Linked DNA regions of Homo sapiens: region 2 is linked to region 1. A link is an interaction called in ENCODE POLR2A ChIA-PET data of the cell type or tissue named here. Cell type or tissue: A673. All regions are shown on one strand.

Region 1 (8,000 bases):
TATTACAGTGATATCAGCACTTTCAAAATTGACCTATAGATTTAATTTAGTGTCAATCAAAATTTCAATAGTTTTATTATAGGGAAGATGGGTACCTTACAACCTAATTATAATATTTCAAACTAGTACAAAAGCCAAGAGCAAGTGAGAGATTCCTTAAGACTGAGAATAATGTATTTGGATATCAAGACAATTGAAAAATCATATTAAGATCCTCTGATATGGTCATTGGATAGATAATGGACCTTCAAACAGTCTCACACATATATGGATCCTTGGGATATATATTAGGTGGCATAGGAGGTCGGTGGCATAGGAGGTCATTGGATAGAAGACAGACTTGAATGAATAGCAATGGGACAGCTGACTGTCATGATGGAGGAAAATATACACCAAAGATTGAATTTCAGGTGGATAAAATATGAAAATGTGAAAGCCAAAACCATAAATCTTTTAGAAGATAATATGAGAAATATCTTTATGATTCAGGATATGGAAGGAGTTCTTAACTGAAAACTAAAAGCACTATCCATAAAGGAAAAGATTCAGACACAAAACATCAAACTACAATAAAATTATAAGAAAAAAACCTCACAAAAGAGTAGGAAAATATGCCACTTAGTGAAAAATGGTATTTGTATATAACAGCACGAACTAATTTGGAATATATGAAGAATTCCTACCAAATCATTACATTAAAGATAGACATCTCAAAAGAGAAAAAATGAGCAAAAGACAAACAGTTTACCAAAGAAGGAATCCACCTGGCTGGGAAAACATGTGAAAGGTGTTCAGTCTTCTTAGTATATTGGTAAAATGCAAATTAGAACCAAATGAGGTAACATTATTCAAGAATTAACAGTACTAATGTTGATAAAGATATGGAGCAATAGAAACTCTGATACACTACGAAGGGAATAAGTTTAAATTGATAAGACACTTTGAAAAAGTGTAATATCTTATAAATTTAAAGATCCCCATGGATCAACTTTTCTCTAACTATATTCTCTTCAGTAATTTGCCATAATACACCATAATAAACATGCAAGAATATCTTTCCAGCATTGTTGGATTTTAAAATGAGAAATGACTTAAATGTCCATCAGTAGTAAAATAGATAATCTGGGTTAAACTCAAACATTGGATACTAGAGAGCATGAAAATAACCAAAGTATAGCTATATACAATAGCATTCATGAATTTCACAAGTACAATGTTAAATGAAAGAAGCGAGAAAGAAAATTATACATATGGCTTATTTCCACTTATATAATGTTGAGAGAAAAAATATTGATTAAGTCTCAGTATTTAGGTGGATACAAATTAAGGACAATAGGAGAATGAAAAGACTAGCTACAGACTGAGAGAAATCTTTGCAAATCACATATCTGATAAAGGACTGCTGTTCTAAATATACAATGACGTCTTAAAATTAAACAAGAAAACAAGGCCAGCCATGGTGGCTCATGCCTGTAATGCCAGCACGTTGGGAGGCCAAAGCAGGAAGATCACTTGATTCCAGGAGTTTGAAACCACCCTGGGCAACTTAGTGAGACACCATCTACAAAAAAAATTAAAAAATTAACCAGACATGGTTGCATGTGCCTGTGGTCCCAGCTACTCTAGAGCGTGAAGTGGGAGGATCTCTTGATCCCGGGAACCTGAGGCAGTAGTGAGCCACGATCGTATCCCTGCAGTCCAGCCTGGGAGACAGAGTGAGACCCTGTCTCAAAAAAAGAAAAAAAAGAAAGATGCTCATCATCCTATGTCATCAAGGAAATCCAGAACACGAACCACACCAAATGCTGGAGAGAATGTGCAGCATCAGGAATTCTCATTCATTGCTAGTGGGAATGGAAAATGGTACAGCCAGCTTTGAGGACAGTTTGACAGTTTTTTATAAAATGAAACATAGTCTTACTATATAATCTAGCAGGTGTATGCCTAGGAATTTTTCCAAATGAGTTGAAAACTTACTTCCACACTAAAACCTTCACACAGATGTGTATAGCAGCTTGTTTATAATTGCCAGAACATGGAAGCAACCATGTTTGTCAGTGGGTGAATGGAGAAACAAACTGTGGTACATTCATATAATGGAATATTATTCAGTGATATAAAGAAATGAGCTATCAATCCATGAAAAGACACAGAGGAACCTTAAATGCATATTGCTAAATGAAAGAAGCCAATCTGAAAAGGCTACATACTATATGATCCCAACTATATGCCATTCTGGAAATGGCAAAACTATGGAGACAAGAAAACTATCCCTGTTGCCTGGGGGTTGGGAGATGGAGGTATGGGATGAATAGGCAGAGCACAGGGTATTTGGGGGACAGCAAAATAGTTCTCAATGATAATATGATGGTGGAACATATCAATTTATGTATGTTAAGTCCCATAGAATATATAACACAGAGTAAACCCTAATGTAAACTATGGGTTTTGTTTAATAATTTTGTGTTGATATTGGCTCATCAGTTATTAATTGTACCACAGTACAATTGTTATATAATATTTCAAACTAGTACCAAAGCCAAGAACAAGTGAGAGATTCCTTAAGATATCCAAGTTATTATAACAGGGGAAAAATGATGGAAGCAAGCCAAAGGATGGTATGAATCCAAAGTAAAAATTGGCTTCTTAGAAGTTTATGATGATAAGAATTGAGATATTTAATTCAGAGATTAAATAGATGAGACTGTATATGATGCTGATCAAGAAGATAAAGTCAAATGCTGACCCCAAAATACAGAGAGCAAAGACACAGAGACAGAAAATAGGAAAGGAAAGTTAAGAAACAAGAATAGTTGGTGTAGACTTTTGGTTGTATCTAATAGAGATTTAGAAAGGAAAGACAGTGACGAAAGAAGGGACTGTAGTAATAAAATAAAAGAAGGGGAAATTCCAGTGTAGTGAAAAAAGAGCAGATTCTTAAAGTTGGAAGGATACATTGAGTGTCAAACAGGGTAAATGGCGGGAGACAATTTTTTATATTGGAAATTTTGTATTTTAGTTAGAGGGCAAAATAAAGGCATTTTTAAATATGTGAGGATTCAAAGTTTACTCTTTACCCATCCTGTATTTATTTTTATTTATATTTTTGATATATAGTCTCACTTTGTTGCCCGGGGTGGGGTGCAGTGGTGCAATCTCTGCTCACTGCAACCTCTGCCTCCCGGGTTCAAGCAATTCTCGTGCCTCAGCCTCATGAGTAGCTGGGACCATAGGCATGCGCCACCATGCTCAGCTAAGTTTTGTATTTTTAGTGGGGATAAGGTTTTGTCGTAATGGCCAGGCTGGCCCAGAGTTTCTGACCTCAGGTGATCTGCTGGCCTTGGTCTCCCAAAGAGCCAGGATTACAGGCGTGAGCCACCACGCCCAGCCTCTTTACCCATCCTATCTTCTAGAACTTCTTATTCTTCAAAAAATAAAAACAAAATCCAAAATATCAGATGAGATAGGATTAAATAAAATGTATGCCAAAAATTAGTACAATTCATAGATAAATCTAAATGACGTATTATTATTTGTAATTAATGCTATTAATTCCTACAAAAGGAGAGACATCATGTTTAAGAGTTTTTTTAGGCCAAGTGTGGTGGCTGATGCCTGTAATTTCAGTACTTTGGGAGGCCAAGGCAGGCAGATTGCTTGAGCCCAGTAGTTTGAGACCAGCATGGGCAACATAATGAAACCCCATCTCTACAAAAAATAAAAAAACATTAACCAGGTGTGGTGGCTTGTGCCTATAGCCCCAGCTACTTGGGGGTACTGAGGTGGGAAGATTGCTTGAACCCAGGGGGTCAAGGCTGCAGTGAGCTATGATCCTGCCACTGCACTCCAGGCTGGGTGACAGAGTGAAACCCTGTGGGAAAAAAAAAAAAAAGTGTTTTTTTTCTGTTTTGTTTTGGTTTTTTTTTTGGTTGTTGTTGTTTTTTTAATGAAGACTCAAAATTTTACTTCAAGTAAATAATGGGCAAAAAGGATATAATTTATTAACCATGAAAAGATAATTAAAAAGAGCTGACCCAATAAAAACACTAGTGGAAATTTTAAAAAGCATATCGAAAAGTGGCTTGACTACTAGGTTCGTAAATGTCAGTAATCCCAGGTTTATCAATCCATTTGTGTTGCTATAAAGTAATACTTGAGACTGGGTAATTTGTAAAGAAAAGAGGTTTATTTTGCCCAAGGTTCTGCAGGCTGTACATGAAGTATAGTGCCAGCATCTGCTTCTGGTGAGGACCTCAGGAAGCTTACAGTCATGGTAAAAGGCAAAGGGGAGTTAGTGTGTCACATTGTGAGAGAGGGAGCAAGGGCAAGGGGTGGGTTTGCCAGGCTCTTTAAACAACTAGCTCCCATATGAACTCATTACCTCAGGGGAGGGCACTGGGCTACTCATGAGAGATCCAAACACCTCCCACTAGGTGCTACCTTTGACACTGGAGATCACATTTTAATGTAAGATTTGGAGGGGACAAATATCCAAACCATATCACTAGGAAATGACAAAGCATTAAAAAGTTTTATACTATGTTTATAGGAGATATTCATATATTAAGATTAGCTGAAAAGATTGAAAATAAAGAAGGGGAAGCGGAAGTGGTGGTATTCTACAAGGAAAATAGAAATGAAGTTGAAGATCTTAAAATGGGATAGGAGATGGATATTTGGTATCGATACTAGTTTTAATCTAATGAAAAGGTAATAGCCCTTTTATAAGGAAGCATCAATATGTATAAAACAAAAACTGTTAGTAATATGAAGAGAAACGGACAAGCTGCATAATTGTGGGAGAATTCAAAACACCTCTTTCAGGACTTGAGAGACCAATGAGAGAGCAAGTAACAAAAATTATAATTAAAGAATTTGAATCTCAAAATCAATGAATTTTTACAATAATGACATACACATCTTTGTATCCTGCCCACAGAAATTATTTTCCATGTCAGTTAACTTTTCTGATTTGTTGATATGAGGTTATACATGGACATTATTTGTAATTTTTATTTTCCTCTGTACTTATTTTCTCTTTTGTATTTCTCATGTTTTTTATTTTCTCTTTATTGTTTAATCAATTTTGTCTAAGATTTGTTTATTTAATTGATTTTATTTTTAACTTGGTCTTTGGTTTATTTAATCAAATCTTCCATATCTTTTTTAATTTCATTAGGTTCTGTTTTTAATTTAATTAATTTTATTCTCTCATTTACTTATGGTTCATTGGCTTTCCCCCATAGTTTCATCAGTTCAGTGCTTAGTTTGTTTATTTTCAATCTTTTGTGTTTTGTGATGTTTACATAAAGAAATACAAATTTATTTTGAAAATGGTTTTAGCCACATACCATAGTTTTTGATATGAAGTATTTTATAGTTGTTCATTTTTAAAAGTGTCAATTTTGTTTTCTTCTTTAACCAAAGAGTTATTTAGAAGTGCATTTTTAAATTCCCAAGTGTTAAAAATATAGATCATGGTTATTGAACTTGCTGTACTCAGCTGTTCCCTGGCTGAACCTGGTGTTACCTTGTACCAGGGAAGTGTTGAATTATTTCTAGGGAAAGAATTTACCAGGTAAAGAATTTGCCAGATAAAGCGCTAAACAATTAAATAAATAAAAATTTAATTGCATTTTTACTAATAACATGTTTTTCCTCCTTTGTCTTTTATTTACTTTAGTCTTACTGTTCTGATCCAAACCTTGTGTTAGATTTGAAGAACCTCATTGTGCTTTTTGCTGACACACTTCAGGTATGTGATTTCTGTTTACATATGCTCATCTAGATTGGTATTATAATCAGCTCTAAACCTTTTTCTTGACTGGGTCTGGTGGCTTTTGCCTGTAATCATAGTTCTTTGGAAGCCTGAGGTAGGAGAATTGCTTGAGTCCAAGAGTCCAAGACTAGCCTCAGAAATATAGTGAGACTCCATCTATACAAAAAATAAAAACATAAAAAATCACCAGTAGCAGTACCACATTCCTGTAGTCCCAGGCACTCTGGGGGCAGAGGTGAGAGGATTGCCTGAACATAGGAGTCCAAGCCTGTGGCAAGCTATGATCTCGCCACTGCACTCCTGCATGGGTGATAGAGACCCATCTCAAAAAAAAAAAAAAAAATCTGACTGGGTGCAGTACCTCACGCCTGTTATTTCAGCACTTTGGGAGGCTGAGGCAGGCGGATCACTTGAGGTCAGGAGTTTGAGACCAGCCTGGCCAACATGGTGAAACCCTGTCTTTAGTAAAAATGCAAAAATTAGCCGGATGTGGTGGTAAGTGCCTGTAATCCCAGCTACTTGGGAGGCTGAGGCAGGAGAATTTCTTGAACCTGGGAGGTGGAGGTTGCAGTGAGCTGAGATAGTGCCATTGCCCTCCAGCCTGGGCGACAGGGTGAAACTCTGTCTTAAAAAAAAAAAAAAAAAATCTACATAAGCTTGGATAAGTTACCTGTTAGTTTTAAGTTGGGTTTATTATTTTCCTAGGAACTAGGTCTTTTTATCTCTTTTATAGCATTTCCTGAACTTTACCCTGAGCCATTATGTTTTCATATGTAGTTTCCACCTCCTTTTTTTCTCTCACATCAAATCAATTAATTGAACTACTGACTACATTAGTTTTTCAAAATGTTCTTAATTCATATATGGCAGCTGAGTTAGTTTGCAGTTTCTTTAACTACCATCTTGAATAATGGTGGTTGATTTGAACCACATATTATATCTAATAGAATAGCATTAGAAGTGGATGAGATTCGAAGCATTTTTACTTTCTCTCCCTTCTGTGAACGCTTACTATAGGTAGTAGGACTTATAGGAAGGGATGTAGGGAGGACTTATCCCATAGTATACCCTTTATATATAGATTTTAATTTTCATCTTTTTCTCACTGGCTTAAACATTTTGCTAGGTATTATTTAATTTTTGAGAGATAAATGCTAGATATTAGGTGTGAATGAAAGATTCTACTAAATGGTTTTATTTAATTTGCTGTTCAAAGAATGTAATGTTTTTCAGTATCTTATCCCTCTCATTTTGCCAAAAAAAAAAAAAACCGAAAAAAAAACTCCTTCCTTAGACACTGAAGTGATTTTCTTATTTTGTTTCAGGTGTATGGTTTCCCTGTAAATCAGCTTTTTGACATGCTGTTAGAAATCAGAGACCAATATAGTGAAACTCTGCTAAAGAAGTGGGCAGGTATTTTCAGGTGAGAAATTATCTATAGTCATATGTGTGTGTGTTCATGTACATTAGTGTACACACATGTATTTATGCGCAAAGGTTTTCAGATGTTATAGGCAACAAGTATATGTTACTTATATTTTGTAGCTACTCTAGGTTATGATCCAGAATTCAAATAAACTGTTAGAACGTCCAAAATTAAGTTCCCAAGATATCCAGTCTCAGTGTATTAGTGTCTACTGTAGTGGGAAGTCCCCAAACCCTATTTTGCCTTTTTGTTTCCTTCGATAAATATCAGATTCCTTGGTTCATGTCATTCAGATCATCTTGGTGTCATCTTATTCTGTTATTTGGTTTTCATTTTGAGGTTCATGCCTAGTCTACAACTCAATTATAGTGAGTAACATTTGAGCACTTAGGAATAATTTAGGCTTTCGGAAAATCTGTTTGGATGACTCACTCATGTTGTTCCTCATCATCTTCCCTCTCCACACACAGCAAAGGGGCATATTACAGCCCAGTGTTTGAAGCCTGTTATTTAAGTAGTTATTGCAACATGCATACAATAATAAGAAAGTTATTCTGTCACATCTATCACTCACAGATGTCTTCTCGAACTGTGCTCTTGGCACATAATCCAGGTCAACTCATTTGACTTTCTTCTCTTTTTATACCTTTACTCCTTTACTTTAAGTGATTATGCTGCCTATTGCAAGACCCCTTTCCCTGATCAGTTTGTCCTCTTTTCAAACTCTTATAGCTTCAAGATCTTACATTAGTCCTTTACTCTTACTCTTCTCGTTTATGAACATATCTCTGATCA
Region 2 (8,000 bases), 100 kb before region 1:
GGTTTGACTGTTTATATTTCTGATAATATGCTTTGTTCTGAGATTGATTTGCTTAATATTAAGATAGCCATACCCACTTGAAGCACTTACTTTAATATTTAATATAGTACCCATAGTATTATAGACCTCTGCCAGCAACAGTTTCTCTGTGTTCGTTCACCTAAGGATGTGTTTATTCCATCTTTATTTTCAAAGGCTATCTTCACCAGATCAAGATTCTGTTAATTTTTTTCTTCAGCACTTTAAACATGTCATTTTATTGTCTACTGATTTCATTGTTTCTGATGTTAGTTGTATTCAAATTGTTTTTTCCCTAAATATAATGTGTCTAATTTTTCTTGCTGTTCTTAATGTTTTCCCTTTATTACTTGCACAGAGTTGACTAAGTATGAGGCTTTTTCTATGTGTGTGTGCATGTGCATTAGTTTTTATATTTCTTGTTGTTTATTGATCTTCTTGGACCTCTAGTTTGAAATCTTTTATCAGTTTTGGAAAACTTTTGGCCAGTATCTCCTCAAATATTTTTTTCTACTTTATCTTTTGTTCTTTTCCTTCTGGGAATCCAATTATACTTTTATCATACTCCTAGATATTAATGAAGGGGCTCCTGATCCTTTTTTCTGCACTTCAATAGTTTGGACTTACTAATGCTTTCTTCTGGTTTGTTTAGTCTACTTTTTTTTTTTTAATTATTTTTATTTTTTATTGATCATTCTTGGGTGTTTCTCGCAGAGGGGGATTTGGCAGAACATCCAGTAAGTTCCTTATTTCAGATATTACGTTTTTCAGTACTAGAGTTTCTATTTGGTTCATTTTTGAGTTTTTATTTCTCTGCTGAAATGGTCTACCTTTTCCCTCTTGTTTGATCCAGTCTTTTCTCTACATTCTTTACACATTTACAGTAGTTATTTAAGTTTTTGTCAGCTAATTTGAATATCTAGGTTACTTATGGGTCTGACTCTATTGCTGTTTGTTCTCCTGATTATGAGTCACATTCTTCTGCTTTTTCCCATGTCTCATAATTTTTGATTGTTTGCTCTTCCAACAGGGTATTGTGATCTGAACACTATATCTCCCTGTATTTTCTGGTACCATCTCGATCTTCCTACATAGTGCTTACTCAATTATAAACCTGTGGGTAGAGTTGGGAAGTGAGGTGGTAATTGGAAGGTGAGAATAAGTGGCTTTGTGTTTGGGACTCATCTAGATTCCAGTCCCCTACACTAGCCTAAGTGTCAGTATTAAAAATTTGTTGTCTCTTGGTTACAATAATGTTCCTCATCCATGGTAGATTTATTTCTTTTTCTGCTTGTGACCTAGATTTGATATCTGTCCCTAGTGATAAAAATGGTTGCCAGTCTCTGCTAACATAGGGAGGGCTCATCTCTTTGTGATACTTTGTTCTTTATTTTTCCCCATCCACATCTCTTCTGCTTTTTTAAATAATTTTTTTTCACTTTTTGGTATTATTTTTATTGAGGAAATAGTTTTGTAGCCATCTACAGCATAACTGGTGTTGAAACTCCTTTTTTTAACATTTAGTTTTAAGAAATTTCTTTCAGCTTTGACGTGAGTTGCTGAAACACTAACATGAATGGAAAGTAGCCCTAAATTTTATAGCTGCTGACTGTGTGTAAACAATAAAAGAAATTGTAAAGAATCTTTGGTTTAATAATGATTGTGTGCATATTTGACTATTTTGGGGAGGAGATGTGAAGTTGAGTTTTAGCAGGAAGAATTAGGCTACTGATGATCATTAAAACTGAGAAATAAATGGTCTTTAGCTTATAAACTACTCTTAATGGTCTGTGAGATAAAGGACTTTTCACCACTTAGAAAAAGGCTATTCTAGAAATTAACTGTTTTTAGTATCTGGAAATCTTGCTGAACTTTTATTGTTTGTTCCTTATTTTCTGCTTTTGAAACTTGCCTCTGTTTACTGTATTCCTTTGTGATAGTAGAGTACTATATGAACTTCTTACGGCTTTTCCAAATTCCTTAAAGCTTTGGGCTTTTGTGTACCAAATATTAATGCTCCATTCTCATATGCATAAATTTCAAGAGTTCAGGGAAGGAATTGTTAGAATCTTGTATGTTGTGTTCTGTTTTTATTTATTAGCAGTGTCTATTCAGGTCTAAATAGCATCATTTAGTTCCTTTAAACTTGTTATTTTGATTATTGCCTTCTTTCATATTTGCTGAATTTATGTAAAACAATCCTACCTTCAAATAATATCCCATTTGTTTTTTGTCCTTTCTGATAATTTCTTTAATGTCATTTGTTTACTGTGAATTGGAATTCTTTTCCTTTCCATTGAGCATCAGTTTCATACTTACTCCTTTCATTTTGTCACTTAAATGATTATGAAAATTTCAGTACTACGCCTCTGACCACCCACTTGAAAACCCTACTGAAGTCATATCTGTTTAACTGACCCAATATGTTTTACAGAATATTAGAAAATTTCTTTGTTTGTAAAGTTTGCTTAACTTACAAGAATTATAATATTATTAATTGTTCAATTACCATGTAAACCCCATTAAAAAGGAAGGCTGATTTTTTTCTGTGTATAGATCAGTGAATGACTGACTCTACTCTGGACTATGCCCTGGACTCTAAGATATAAAATATTCACCTAAAGACTTGGACTAAGTATTATACAGCATTTGTAAAAAATTTATTTTTTGAGAGAGAGATTTTCCAAAACTTAGATGATTTAAAAAAATTGAGTAGGTATTTTAGTCCATTTTCTACTGATTTAGCAGAATACCACAGACTGTATAATGTATAAAGAAAAGAGGTTTATTTGGCTCACAGTTCTAGAGTCTGGGACATCCAAAAGCATGGCGCTGGCATCTGGGTCATTCCATGGGCAGAAGGGTGGAAGGCAGAAGAGAGTGCACGAGATAGAGAGAAGAAATCAGGCTGAGCTAATCCTTTATGTCAGGAACTTATTCTCTTGTAAGTGATGAGAGAAAGACTTTGTTAATAATCTGGAGAAATAGCTTGAGATTTAGAATTGGAGTTAGTTCAAATCTAACCTTATTTGGGGAGCTTAAAAAAATTGTCTTTGTTTTCCTTTTCTTTTCTTCTGTGTTCTCCACCCATCCTATTCCATAATCTTAATTAATACTGTTCTGAGAATGGCAATATGTTTAAAATATCATGAGTTTAATAAGGAGAAAATGATTCCCCTGAAATAAATTTGTTTTGTCATGTTGTATTGCATTAGTCATGAGGGTGATTTTTGGAAAGTTTGGTAGATCAAATCTTGATAACATTAGGTTCAAAGAAAGTTGGCTGGGCATGGTGGCTCATGCCTGTAATCCCAGCACTTTGGGAGGCCGAGGTGGGTAGATCACTTGAGGTCGGGAGTTCAAGACCAGCCTGGTCAACACGGTGAAACCCTGTCCCTACTAAAAATACAAAAATTAGCAGAGCATGGTGGGCTACTCGAGAGGCTGAAGCAGGAAAACCTCTTGAACCTGGGAGGTGGAGGTTGCAGTGAACCGAGAGTGGGCCACTGCACTCCAGTCTGGGAGACAAAACAAGACCCTGTCTAAAAAAAAAAAAGAAAGAAAGAAAGTGAATATACTGCATTTATATTTCTGGAAAGTGATTATCTTCTAAACTTTATTTATTTGTAGAGAAAGGGTCTTACTGTTTTGCTTAGGCTGGTCTCCAACTCCTGTCCTCAAGTGATTCTTCTGCCTTAGACTAAATTTTGTATAGAACCATCACTAATATCTGGATTTTTTTCAAGTAGAGATGGATGGAAGTTTGTACTAATATAAATGAAGAGTATAATTTTTAATGTTTACTGTTTACTTCATAGGCCTGTTTAATATTGTATGTGTGTGTGTACTTGTTAACTTATGGCATATGTATATATATATATGCAGTGGTGGTATATAAAAATCCGTTTATCTTAACAGTACATTGAATATAAATAAGCTGGGTAAATGACGATTTGGGCCCTTGAAAGACTTCATTTAAAGAATTGAAAGAATGTGGAAAATTTTGTTTGAAATTTATGTAGATTAGAAATGAGACTAATTCCTATTGGCCTATGTAGAAAATAAATTATGTTAGTGCATAATAACTAAGTCTCTGAGAAATCTGTATTTAGTTCTGTCTCTCTGATTCATTCCACTGATGGCCTGTAGAGGGCATTACATGTATAGTAAATATAGCTTTGTATTTTTGGTTTTTATCTAAAGTCATTTAGTCATTTTATCTAAAGTCATATAAAGTAAATAGGTACTGAGTTATTCACATATTATATGATATGTCACACATATCGAGAGTGTTATCTTTATGATACTAGATTGAGGTAAAGGTGGTTATGAGACTATACAATTAATTCAGTTACAAAGAAGGTTTGTTTTAGTTACATTTTCTTTACGTGTCTTTTCATATTTTCTGAGGATTAAATGGAGAAAATAGGCTTATAGGGATTTCAAGAAGAAATAAATAAACCTTCCTGAAAGTTGTTTGCCTGGAATGGATTAGTTAATGACGCAGTCCTTAGTATATACATGTGCTAGTGTTATTTTTCCTGGAATGCCACTGGGGTGATTCTTCCTACCAAACAAACAGAAAAAGAATAAAGGTTTCTTCTTATTACAATGATTTTGTGAACTTAAAATGCAAAGATAATAATTTGGTTACTTTTATGTTTGAGACAAGTTAATATGATATAGTGATAACTAGTATAAACTTATAAAATGCTTTTCCTCTGGGCTGAGAGGACAATTATATAATCAAGATGAGACTGGGAAGAGATTATTAGCTGGGACTTGGGGTTGTGAAGCCCTCCCCATGGTAAACTGTTTAAGTGACATACGTTCTCATCCTGGGACTTTAGTATTCCACTCTGTAAGTTGGAGATTCTTTTTCTTTTTTTTTTCCTTTTTTTTTTTTGGGAGACAGAGTCTTGCTCTGTCGCCTAGGCTGGAGTGCAGTGGTGCCATCTCGGCTCACTGCAACCTCTACCTCCCAGGTTCAAGCAATTCTTCTGCCTCAGCCCTCCCGAGTAGCTGGGATTACAAGCACCCGCCATCACACCCTGCTAATTTTTGTATTTTTAGTAGAGACAGGGTTTCACCATCTTGGCCAGGCTGATCTTGAACTCCCGACCTCATAATCCACCCTCCCAAAGTGCTGGGATTACAGGCGTGAGCCACTGTGCCTGGCCAAGTTGGAGATTCTTAATTGTAATCTTTATAGGCTGTGTTTTGCTTTCAGATTTTATGGGATTCCTAAGTGATAGGAGATGCTTTTATTTTTACACACATGTACCATTGAATTATTACATAATAGGCTATTACTACTTTAAATGTTGTTTAATTGTCAGTAATGGGGAAGAAATAATTTGTGTAAAAGCTGGTCTTCACAGAAGACTTTATTAACTAGGAAGTGTTTTTCTCTCCCCCAAGAATGTTGTAATAATTTCTCTAACTCTATCATAGTATGGACCAGACTCAGAAATAAATTATTTTAATATAAGCTGGTTTGGATGTGATCAGTAATAGAAGTACAGTTATGTACATGAGTTATGCACATGGGGTACACCCAGTCTCATTGGTTTGCCTTCAAATCTTGTTTCTATCACTCTCTGGGATTTATAACTTGTAATCACTTAAAGCACTTCTTTAAACTTTAGTTTCCTCTTCTATAAAGTGGAAATAATGAAAGTATCTATGTTGTAGAGTTTTTGAATTTAAATAAAATAATCCAGATTTTCTGCTTACTATAGTGCCTGGTGCATAAAGAACACTCACAAACGTTATTATTGAATTCTTTTTTGTTTTCTTTTTAAGAATCAAAAGGATGGTAGGAATTTTCTCATTTTAAGGGTAAAGTAAAAATTTCAAAGTTATCTTTGACGAATCTGAAACCAGAGTTTACTCACAGGGTTTTTTTATTTAAGTGGGTTTAAGATTGTGAATAATGCTAGCTCTCAGGGGGAAGTCTCTAGGCATGTATGAGATTTATTTCAGTAACACCGACTTTGGGTTTTGTATTATACTTCTTCCTAAGTTTGTTAGAGTCACTAAATTGTTAAGGGAATCTAGAAGATCAGTGTGACAGAAACTTCCGTCAGTGTCAAATGACCAGGGACTAATAAATCTAAGATGATTTTTTTTTTCTGGCACAGTTAATAATCATTTAGAAATGATCTTTATGGAACATATAAATGAAAAAACATTCTAGCATATCAGGATTCCAGTTCTGATATTAAGGGGGAATAAAAGAGCCATAAGGGAAAAGTGTAGTGGGTGGGGGAAGTCCTTGAAAAGTTGTTAACTTGGGTAAGGGAAATACCAGTATCTCTGTGGTCTTTCAGGAACAAAAAACATCTTTTGCAGAGGGCCTAGTGTTTGAGCCAAGATATAAAGTGCCCTTCATGGCTGACTGGCTCAACCTCCAGTTTTCCTAGGGAGAAGTAGTCAGCATTGCTTCAGTATTGACAGTGGGCCGCAAAGCACTTACCAGTGGGAAGCAAGGAAATGATGGCTGAAGCAAGGAATGAATGCTGTTATTTCTTACCAGCAGATAGGTACACACCACTTGCTGGAATGATTCAGCAATTTAAAGTTAAGAGCTTTGAGACTTCATGAGTTACACACGGGGAGCATAGGAACCAGGAGGGTCAGCTCTGTTGGAATACTTCTGGGATTGCTCTGTTCCCTCCTGCTTTGAATCACAAGCTGATGTGCAGTTGTAGGCTTTTTCTTCTTTTTCTCCTCACTCCTAATCTTATCCCCAAGGATCCTTGACTATTTATAATAGAGTATTCTAGACAGCAGCAGGTAAAAATTCTCAGGTGCTGGGGGGCCAGGGGAGGGGAAGGGAGGGTAAAGAAGGTGTTTCATCTATCCCTTCAGTGTTTACGGTACTTCCATCTTTTAAAAGTGACATTATTCTATTCCACCTTGTCTCCCTGGAAAAAAGCAGGCCTCTTGTCTGGATCTTTTCGTTTTAATGATTTCCATGAAAAGGCTTTTACCCAGGCTCTGACATGACTGTCAGAACACACATTTAAATGTGAAACTGCTTAAAAGGCCATTGATATTCCCTGGTGGTAAAGAAAGTGCTCTTAAAAAAAAAAACAACCAAAAAAAAAAAAAAACCATCTGTCCGTACACAAGTTAACCCTGACTATTTTCTTTCCCTCCCACCCACTCCTCTTCTACCTAGTGTTGCTTCTCATCCTCCTCTTATTTTTTATGGGGGAGAGAGGGGCTGATGACTCAGGTTAAAGCCAGGCCCTTGTTCCAACAAAATTTGTGTGTCACCATCTCCTAGAAGCTGTCATTTTTAGACATTGATGGCTGTGATTAATTTCATTCAGATCCAAGTATACTGAGTGGGGAGGAGGAATGCTTAATTTTGATCTAAGGCTGATGTTCGATCTCAACAGACTGCTCGTTTTGAATTTGGGGCTCATCTTTCTTTATGTGTCTTGGATATGTTAGCAGAAGTCAATAACCTGTGTGACAGAATGATGCTATTAATATATACAACAGGAATTGTATGTATGTAGTATTTATAATCAAAAGCATATTTTGACATGAACTCACAAATTGTTAGTAGGAATTAAAATTTATATCAGATTGCTGTTCTATATAAGCCATCTATTATAGCAGATGGATTCTAAAGTAACAGTCAGATATTTGAAAGATTTTAATTAATTGATAGGCATGTGAATATGGAGCTGTCAACTTGGTTGGTCTATTCTATTGGTGAGAGAATATTATGTCTTAACCATTAATCACTATGTTCATTATTCTGTCTCTTTCTCACGTGGAGTATGTTGGTTTTAATGAAGAAGGAAGAGACTTAAGCATAAAATCCATAACAAGAAAAACATTATGGCTACTGAGAATTATATTCATTCATGGAAACAGTAATATAATTATCCTGATTTTATCTACTATAATCATGCACTTAAGCTGACCAAGACATTCATGGCTACTTATAAATTCTTATGATC

Evidence for each region. Peaks named below come from ENCODE experiments on the same cell type or tissue, not always from the same donor. Only the 100,000 strongest peaks of a DNase experiment are listed, where the experiment ranks them.
Region 2: POLR2A ChIA-PET joins it to region 1 with 17 read pairs; 2 of 35 experiments call an interaction of 5 or more read pairs at or near these places.

What each region holds. Positions count from the first base shown.
Region 1 is chr2:72,497,656-72,505,655 of GRCh38, reverse strand. EXOC6B (exocyst complex component 6B) reads left to right here. Exons shown (of 22, transcript NM_015189.3): 12 at 5,684-5,755; 13 at 7,105-7,202. Among named protein-coding and RNA genes, the nearest start is that of EXOC6B, 320 kb to the left of the region's middle. In A673, no CTCF peak of the experiment used is centred here; a DNase peak (open chromatin) is centred at 7,645; H3K27ac peaks cover 671 bases.
Region 2 is chr2:72,602,210-72,610,209 of GRCh38, reverse strand. The region is part of intron 6 of EXOC6B (exocyst complex component 6B); the gene reads left to right. Among named protein-coding and RNA genes, the nearest start is that of EXOC6B, 220 kb to the left of the region's middle. In A673, a CTCF peak has its summit at 4,164 (motif pointing right); a DNase peak (open chromatin) is centred at 4,169; H3K4me3 peaks cover 778 bases; H3K27ac peaks cover 3,180 bases.